Regions from separate parts of the Homo sapiens genome. Here region 2 is linked to region 1. A link is an interaction called in ENCODE POLR2A ChIA-PET data of the cell type or tissue named here. Cell type or tissue: GM12878. All regions are shown on one strand.

Region 1 (5,000 bases):
CTAATTGTAAAGAAAATTTAGAAAGAACAGTTTTATGCTTTAAAGTTTAGACGAAAACAAAGCTGGCATCTTAATCATGAATGTAACACATTAAGACATAAAACAAAAGATTCTAGAAAATAAAATATTCGTTATTTTTATTTTCTTTTAGTAAATCAGAGCTAGAATATTATTGGCTACAAAAAGTGAGACGTTAACTCTGATCTCTTACCAGTTAAACAGAGGTACTTTACTATCTTTACAGATGTTTTTAATATACACTTTCCTCAAAAACTGCAATAAGTTATTTGCCACACAATAACTGTTTTCTCTCAAGACAGAAATGTAAGCAACATTTGAAAACTTCAATTTGTTGAAATATGTAACTGTCTGCTAAGCCTCATATTTTGTATCAGCCAAACTGAATTATACGACTTTTGGTAATGTTAAACAAAATTTAAAATTATTACCAATTTTGACTGTTACTCTGTTTTTTTCAGTTAAATATGGTAATACATTTCAAAAATGATGTCAAAGATGTCACTTTACTACAGCAAATATTAGAACAGACATTTGGTAGAATCAACAGATGATGCATCCATGAATAACTTTTTTTATTTTAGAGGAGGTAACGTCTATTTCTTCATCTACACTGAGTCCCTCTAAAGCATGTGACACTATTATAATAAAGGCCTTAAGCAGTTACGAGGCTTTTAAAGTAAGTAACCCTTTTGGGTTACTTATTTTACTATTAAATGGTACTGGGTTACTATTAAAAGTTTAATAGGCTTTTAAGACTACTCATCAGCATACAGAGCACCTACTATTCATATATCTCAGTCTGTGAGATATATACTTCCTCACTTCAACATGAAAAATTTCAGTGGCAAGTAAAGATATACACAGGCAAAATCTCAAAAAGTAAATAAGAAAACAAGAAAAAATAAGATTTCACAGGCAGTTTACAAGCACTTGCCAAGTAAGTGGCACAAATCATACACCACTCCCAAATAAAAAGGAATGCTCCTGCCCAGAAATTGGCTCATACTTCCCTTATAGTTCTTGCTGTATTACTCTCTGCTTTGTAGCTATTTGTATACATATCTCCTTGGAAGGATAGATTTTTATGATTTTCATTTCTGAATCCCACCACAATACTGAAAAATGCCTAGTACTTTGTAAGTGCTCAATAGATGTTTATTTGAAAACCTGAATGAATGATTAATGATGACGATACAGATGATGAAGACAGCAGCCACACTCAGAGCCAGGTACTGTTCTAAGTACCTTCACATGCATTAAGGAATTTATTCATTTGTTTTCTCTTTTTATCTCTACAAATGAGGAAACTAAGGCATAGAGAGAAAAAAATAGTTTGCCCCCAATCATCTAACTCCTTCACACCCTTCAATTCGTGGCTTAAAAATGACTTCAATCAGGGAGGCCTTCTGTGACTCATTAGACAGGGCTAGCTACCCTTGCTCTCCATCTGAAGAGTCCCCTTATTTTCCTTATCATTGTATTAGTCAATCCTGAAGTATTTATTCAATTAGCAGCCCCTATGCTGTAGACATTAAACTCCATAAAGGCAGGGACCATTTCAGTCTTATTCACCACTTGAATCCCAGTGCCTATCAAAGTACTTGGCACATAAAGATGCTTAATGAATGTCAGTTTAATGAGTGAATGATGCATAACATGTGGTAGGTATTAATTAAATGTCATTTATCGAGCAATAAAGGCCAGTGCAGTGGCTCATGCCTGTAATCCCAGCACTTTGGGAGGCCAAGGTGGGAGGATAACTTCAGCTCAGGAGTTTGAGACCAACATAGGCAGCATACCGAGACCCTGTCTCTACAAAAAAAAAAAAAAAAAATCCAGGCATGGTGGCATGTGCCTGTAGTCCCAGCTACTCGAGAGGCTAAGGTAGGAAGATCTCTTGAGCCTGGGAGATAGTGCAGTGAACTATGATCACACCACTGCACTCCAGCCTGGGTGACAGAGTGAGACCTTGTCTCAAAAAAAAAAAAAAGAAAAGAAAAAAAAAAAAGAGCAACAAAAATAACTGGATCTGAGGTGATGTTGAAATTGTCAATTTAACTGCCCAGTAGGCAGCTGAAGATTCAAAACTGAGGTTTTAAAAAAGAATGAGGATTGAGGATTAGAGGTGAAGAATTAAGAGTCATCTGCATATTATTATTCCAGTTACAAATGACCATGACAAAGCTGTGACATTACAGTTCACCTATTTCTGAATATGTATTACATGTATATTCAGGAGAACTTAACACTATATATTTATGTTGTAAGCTCCCAAAATAAAAATTTGGATAAGGTCCCTATTAATGGAAAGAAGTAGATGAAACTATTCTTTAAGAGATTCCTCTGCATAGTATAATAAGCTGCTTGGGTTATTTTCATACCTAATAATGTATTTCTTCTATGAGACTCCCTAGAATCTGCCATTACCATGTTTCCAGTTGGATAAAAAGCTCCCAGTTCATATTAATACTGCTGTGTTAAGACGACCGGCCGGGTGCGGTGGCTCATGCCTGTAATCCCAGTACTTTGGGAGGCCAAGGCGGGTGGATCACAAGGTCAGGAGTCTGAGACCAGAGTGGCCAAGATAGTGAAACCCTGTCTCTACTAAAAATACAAAAATTAGCCAGGCACGGTGGCGGGCGCCTGTAATCCCAGCTACTCAGGAAGCTGAGGCAGGAGAATCACTTGAACCCATGAGGCGGAGGTTGCAGTGAGCTGAGATGGCGCCACTGCACTCTAGCTTGGGCAACAGAGTGAGACTCTGTCTTAAAAAAAAAAAAAAAAAAAAATAACCATGGTGAAGCTGAAATATACTGTAAGCATGATTATATACCATAAACACTCAGGTACCACAGATGAGCTCCGTGCTGTAGAGACAAGCAAAGGATCTAAATCTGCAGAATGACTTAATAGAGGAATGTGGATTATAAATCACACTACACTATTACTGCTAAGACAAAAGTGAAAATTCCAGTAAAGCACTGACAGACAAAATAGAAAGCAGAACTGATTCAGTCATTTGGGTGGAGAGACTTGAATTTACAATGAGTACAAGCTAAGTTGGAAAGAGAAGTATTTTAAGTTTCAAACCTGTTTTTCATCACTTGGTATGGCTGTGAGTGACAGTAACAAAGACTCCAGCTGCTGCCACAGTGAAGAAAGGGAGATTTTTGAGTAAAGGCAGCAGACTCATTGAAGAAAAGAAACCACTGTAAATGAAACAACACTCTTTCTGAGCATAACTGCAGCTGCTTTTTGTCATCTTGGCTGTATTCACACATACACAGCCAGTATACAGTAGCATCACATTCAAATATTTACGATCACAGGAGAAGTATATGTATTTAAAAGAAATAAAAAGTAAGTCTGTAGGTCTTTTAAACATACAAACACTGGCACTACTAGAGTGTTAATAGTGCCTTAAGGAACACACAGAAGAATTAGCTACCTTGTCATTTGAGAGAGAGAGAGAGAGAGAGAAAATAGGAATGTAATGTCAGTGAATCAAAGTACTATATCTTTCTCCAGGAGGGTGTAGAGATACCTTTAGGCTCACAGGTCAAAGCTTATGGATGTATATAATAGGATGCAAGGAACTGCCAGAATTTGACCTTGAGAAATGACAGCTGACAGCAAATCACTAACTACAAAAATATACTAATCATGGACCACTTTTCAAGGCAGTAACTGACTTAAGGACATTTAACAAATCCTGAGGCCACTGCCTTATTAAAGCACACAGCAAGAGCCTAATATGATACCCCAAATAAATGTTATATAAATTACAGAACACTTTAAGAAGGTAGGGATACTTCTAACATATCAAAGGGAAAATTTTACATAAATGCTTGCTTTAAAAAGCTACAGGGAAAATACTTCATTAAATGATGATGTTGGATAACTGAAGTAAGTATATACAGTCTGACATTTCTATAGAGGTTCTTCTTTAAAATGCACTCTTGCATGTGCTGGCTCCCGTGAAATACCTGACATTCTCAAATGTAAGTCAGCAATATTTATACAAGAACAGTGTCATAAGAACAAAAAGGGTGGGGTTGGAAAGGCAGAAAAACCTGAGTTCTAATCTCAATTCCATCATTTGCTGAATTTATGACCATGGGCAAGTTATTTAACCTCTCTGAGTTTCCATTTTCTCACATGAAAATAAAAGCAATATTTACTTAGTAAGACTGCTATAAACACTAGAAGGTATAATATGTCTTAGGCACATAATATGTGCTCAATAAAAATGATTTATTTTGCCTATTTATAAAAATACTTTTTCTTCTATACCTAGTACAATTAAAGTCATGTAATTGTTTATGCCAGAGCTAAGTTTGAAAAAATTATCTTTGATCTCAACGCAAATGTCTAACCTTGAAAATAATGTCAAAGATTATTATTTCCAAAAGGGAAGTACAAATGCGCCTTGACTTACAATACAGTTACATCCTGCTTAGCCCACTGTAAGTTGAAAATATCATTAAGTCAAAAATGCATTTAATACACCTAACCTACCTAACCTCACAGCTTAGCATAGCCTACCTTAAGTGTGCTTAAGACACTTACATTAGCTTACATTTGGGAAAAAAAATCATCTAATATAAACCCTAATTTATACTTCCTGTTGACCAGGTCTGAAAAAAAAAGGACACACACAAAAGAGAGCATAAATCCTATTTTATAACAAAGTGTTGAATGTCTCATATAGTTTACTGAATATAGTACTGAAAGGGAAAGAACGATTGTATGGGCACGGAAAGCACAGTTCTACTGAATGTATATTACTTTCACACCATCACAAACTGAAAAATCTCCACACAATAATAATGGGAGACTTTAACACCCCACTGTCAACATTAGACAGATCAACGAGACAGAAAGTTAACAAGGATGTCCAGGAATTGAATTCAGCTCTGCACCAAGTGGACCTAATAGACATCTACATAACTCTCCACCCCAAATCAACAGAATATACA
Region 2 (5,000 bases), 120 kb after region 1:
TTCATATTTGTATCTTTCTCCTTCCTCACTGAGAACCCTGACTCCCAACATCAGTACCCATTTGCTCAATCCTACAACACTTCTAAAGTAGTTTGGCGTTTCACAACCATAATTACAGCAAAAAACAAACCTAATAAAAAAGGAGTTCAAGATTTGTTTGCAGTTCTTCCCATCTCATCTCTCATGAGGGTCTGCATTCAAATCCTATGTTCCTAAGTTACTTCATTTTCCCCCCCACCAACTTCAATGTGATTCAAAGTAGGAATTTAACTAATATTTAATCTATATAATATCCACCAGGTAACAAGCTTTTTATAACATAAAAGGTAACTTAGAGAAATTGCAATTAATGAAAATATATATTAATTGAGAAAAATCACATAAGCGAAAGGTACTAATGTAAAGAATAGTGTTAAAATGAATATGAAAATTAAATTCCAAAGAATCAAATTATAAAACAAAGGTGATATATACTTCTATTTAGTAAATTAACAAGTAAAAATAAGTAATTTGACTCCAGTGAGGTCATAAGTAGATGTTTTAAAGCCACATGCTCCTTTTCTCCTACTAGTTACTTGTAGACACTTTGATTATGATGTTGGTTTTTGGTAAGCGGCCTGGGAAAGATTTTCTGCTGAATGCAGGAAGGATGAAATAACAGAGGAAACAAGAGTTACTAATACCCAAGAGATAACCAGGCAAAGGAACTGAAAAGAGTTCAGTCACAGCTCCTCCTTGCCTCTCCTAGGCACACTGGAAGTAAAACATAATCAAGAATGTTAACAGTAGTAACCATTCAAAGACTGAAAGCCAACGAAGCATTTGTCTTAAAATATGTTTGGGTGATGAGAATATTTTCAAATAAGAAAGCAGTTACTATGGGTCATTTGCTAAATAATAAAAATAGCTATATTATACATAAAAAAATACAACCAGCTACATACCAAATAGCTTAGTCATTAAGCATACTATAATAATAGTGATTACATTAGTGTTTTATGTCTATTTCTTTAAAATAATTTTTAAATAAAATATAAATGAAAGAATTAAACATTTCATTTTGTGAAAGAGGCAGAGGGTAGAAAACAGAAAAATGCTGCTCAGCAAAGTAGTAAGACTTTTTCCCCCATACTTAATCCTTCCTTATATAAGAACAGTTCTTCAACATTCAGAAAAATATTTTACCACCACAATTTCCTTCTCAAAAAGAGTAACACTAATTCAAATAAGCATGAGAAAACGATTTTTTTTTTTTTTTCCCAGAGATGAGATCTTGCTGTATTGCACAGGCTGGATTCAAACTCCTAGGGCTCAAGCAATCCTCCTGCCTCAGCTTCCAAACCCAGCTCATTCTATTTTTTTTTTTAATGAATTGAAGCAAAAGAAATACACACACACACACACACACACACACACACACACATACACTCTAGTCAGCAGAGTAAAAAGACTTTTCCGATAGGAAGTAAAGGAGACCATGCAGTCAATTCTATATATTCCATTCTGCTTGCTAGGAAGCTAGCATTTCTCAGTTTTAAATGTGCAGACCTTACCTGGTTAACAAACCAGAACCTTCTGGCCAGGCATGTTGGCTCACACCTGTAATCCCAGCACTTTGGGAGGCCGAGGCACGTGGATCACTTGAGGTCAGGAGTTTGCGACCAGCCTGGCCAACACTGTGAAACCCCACCCCTATTAAAATTATAAAAAATCAGCCCAGCATGGTGGCAGGCACCTGTAATCCCAGCTACTCTGGAGGCTGAAGCAGGAGAATCGCTTGAACCCGGGAGGTGGACGGTACAGTGAGCTGAGATTGCACCACTGCACTCCAGCCTGGGCAACAGAGTAAGTCTCTATCTCAAAACAAACAAACAACAACAAAAATACCTAAGCCTCCCAATACAAGTGGGAGGCCAGATCCCCTTAAAGAAGGTATTGCAATACTACTACAACCATGTACAGTACTGTAAATCCACAGTTGGCAAACTATAGTCTACAGGCCACATCTGGCCTCACACCTGTTTTTGTAAATAAAGTTTCACTGTGACACAGTCATGCTCACTCATACACATATTGTCTAGCTTTGATTTAGCACCACAATGGTAGACTTGAGTAGTTGAGATACATAGGCAACAAACCCTAAAATATTGACTATCTGGCCTTTCATAGAAAAAAAGTGCTGACCCTTGCTGTAAATCTTCCAACAGTTTTTCAAAGGATGAGCAGCATTTGCTAAAGTGATTGTTCTGGTAATCCCCGATGGGTAATCCCCTAGTGGTCGTGTCTGTTTAAAGTAAGTGTCTGGTAACCCCCTAGTGGTACGGATGTTCTTTCTTTCAAAAGAAAAATCTAATAAAAAAATTATAATCCAAAAGAAAGAACACCCAGACCACTAGGGGATTACCAGACACTTACTTTAAACAGACACGAATTGCCAGGAACCCAAAATGCCACTGCAGTCCGTAAGTTAAATGGAGAGCTTAGGGTAATCAGGTGATAAATGGATTACTGGCTCAAGTTTAAATCTAAGTGTGACGGTATGTCCACAAATACAACCTGCGGTTATTTTCCAGTTACTGGATGTATAACTGGAAGAGAAATACTTGGAAAACGAATTTCCACATTGGCTGTCTGACCCACGGAATAAGGGTCATTATGCTAGGAAAGGCCAAATAAAAGCCCCTTCAACCAGCCTTCCCTACCAGGGAAATAAACCAAAAGCAGTAACATATCTCCAAGGGAAATACAAAAATTAGTACCACCATCAGAGATTTAGAATGATTTTTGATTATCATAAATTTAATCATGTTAAACCAAGTGCAGCTGCCATTTCAGATGTGCTGTCTTTAACGAAACCAATCAATGTAGCCTCTAAAATCTTATATACAAGTTGGCAAATACTTTTTTCTCTGTACCAATCTGTGGTACTATCAGAAGACATCTGCCTTTGCCTAGAATGACCAATAGTATATCTTGCAGCCACAGCATACTGCTTTTCTGCTCTCTGCCACAGTAGAATCTACAGAGACAGTGGTCTTTTTAAAAAATAGTAAATATATATTTAGTATTTATTATGTAACATGCAGTAGTTTAAAGGACTTACATGTATTATGTCATTAAAGTCCCACACGAGGTAGGCACTATTATCCACATAATGAAGTTACAGAAACACAAGCAACAGAGAGAGAACCTGAGTAAAGAGTGGCAGAGCTTGAATTGAAATCCAGCTGGCATAATATCCAGAGTCTCTTTGCTTAAGAGGATCCACTACAGTCGTCTAAATGAAAGGTATTTTCTTTTTCCTTTTTTTTAAGGAAGGGTCTCACTCTGTCACTCAGGCTGGAGTGCAGTGGCCCCACCACAGCTCACTGTAGCCCCAACCTCCCCAGGCTCAGGTGTTCCTCCCACCTTAGCCTCCAAGTAGCTGGGACTACAGGCATGTGCCATCATGGCCAGCTTTTTTTTTTTTTTTTTTTTTTTTTTGTATTTCTTGTTAGAAATGGGGTTTCACCAGGTTGCCCAGGCTGGTCTCAAACTCCTGGACTCAAGCACTATGCCCACCTCAGACATCTCAAAGTGCTGGGACTACAGGAGTGAGGCACTGTGCCTGGTGGAAGAGTTATTTTGTTTGCGTATTTATCCATGTGTCAGTTGATAAATATTTGGGGTTGTTTCCACCCTTTGGCTATTATGAATAATGCTGATAAGAAGATTTACGTACAAGTTTTGTGTGGGCATATGTTTTCATTTCTCTTGGGTATATACTTGAGAGTGGAATTGCTGAGTCACATGGTAAGTCTATCTTAAACATTTTGAGGAACTATGTAACTGTTTGCCACACTGGCTGCACCAACTTACAATCTCAACATCCATGTGTAAGGACTCCAATTTCTGTCTCTCACTTGTTATCGTCTTTCTAATTTTTTTCAGAGACAGTGGTCACTCTGACACTACACAGAACAAATCACTGATCAACAATGCTGATGATTTTGTACTTATTAAGAGTGATAAAGAGGAAGTATAAAGTTCTTTAGACATCTTGCTAAGACACATGTAAGACAGAAGACATAAAACCCACAAAAATTAAGAGCCCATTGCCTAAGTAAGATTTCTAGGGGTCCAATGGTTGGAAGCCTATCAGGATAGCTTCTCCAAGGTGTCAGAGACAAGTTACTCTACTTGCACTATCAGTGGATACTAAAAAGGACGTTACAAAGATTAACAATCACTGTGGATTTTGAAGCAGTACTCCAACTCATTGACCAAGGAACCTGTTAGGCTACCATTTTTAAGTTGAAATCAGAACAAAAGATGGCTCTGCAGCAAGTTCATGCTATAGTATAAGCTGCTCTGCCACTTGGGCCTTATAACCCAGTATATCAATTGTCTGGAGCCTCTGAATCCTTCCTCCAAGATCTTGTGGCAAGAATGACAGCTGGGCAGCAACTGGCTTCTTATGAACCCTATAAGGCCTCCTCCAATCTTCTAAATTTTAATAATCTACCCTCATTTCTTCATTACCCCAGTTCGCTGCATGGTAGACGCTTCCTGCAGTGCTTGCTTCCTCTGCAAGACTTTTTCATCTCTTCAGTTCTTTCGTAACAGACAATTCTTCAACTAAATTCATTCTGTTAAAATATTTGCTGTGTTTCTGTTTTTAATTAAATCCAAACTGGTATGTCTATTAACATCACACAACTATGTGTGAATGTAAAATCAAACAACAAATGTAGATGCTAGGTCTGAGTTCAACCTCAAAGCTCTAGGAAATCTTGTATCTCAACAGACTAGACCAATTTCTAAAAGATACTATTAGAGATTTTTAGAATACTATTAGCAACTTTCCTGGAAACACATACAGGAAGACACATGTATACAACTATATTTTACAAAAGACTTTTACAGTGAAAAAGACATTGAATATTTCCAGTTTCTCACTATTGTAATGATGCTTCAATAAAATTATTATACACATACTTTTACATATTCTTATTTGTTTG

The links. Peaks named below come from ENCODE experiments on the same cell type or tissue, not always from the same donor. Only the 100,000 strongest peaks of a DNase experiment are listed, where the experiment ranks them.
Region 2: POLR2A ChIA-PET joins it to region 1 with 14 read pairs; 2 of 35 experiments call an interaction of 5 or more read pairs at or near these places.

Annotation. Positions count from the first base shown.
Region 1 is chr6:88,638,550-88,643,549 of GRCh38, forward strand. The region is part of intron 14 of RNGTT (RNA guanylyltransferase and 5'-phosphatase); the gene reads right to left. Among named protein-coding and RNA genes, the nearest start is that of RNGTT, 320 kb to the right of the region's middle. In GM12878, no CTCF peak of the experiment used is centred here; a DNase peak (open chromatin) is centred at 3,102; H3K4me3 peaks cover 714 bases; H3K27ac peaks cover 2,729 bases.
Region 2 is chr6:88,759,631-88,764,630 of GRCh38, forward strand. The region is part of intron 13 of RNGTT (RNA guanylyltransferase and 5'-phosphatase); the gene reads right to left. Among named protein-coding and RNA genes, the nearest start is that of RNGTT, 200 kb to the right of the region's middle. In GM12878, a CTCF peak has its summit at 2,296; DNase peaks (open chromatin) are centred at 664 and 2,231; H3K4me3 peaks cover 236 bases; H3K27ac peaks cover 3,856 bases.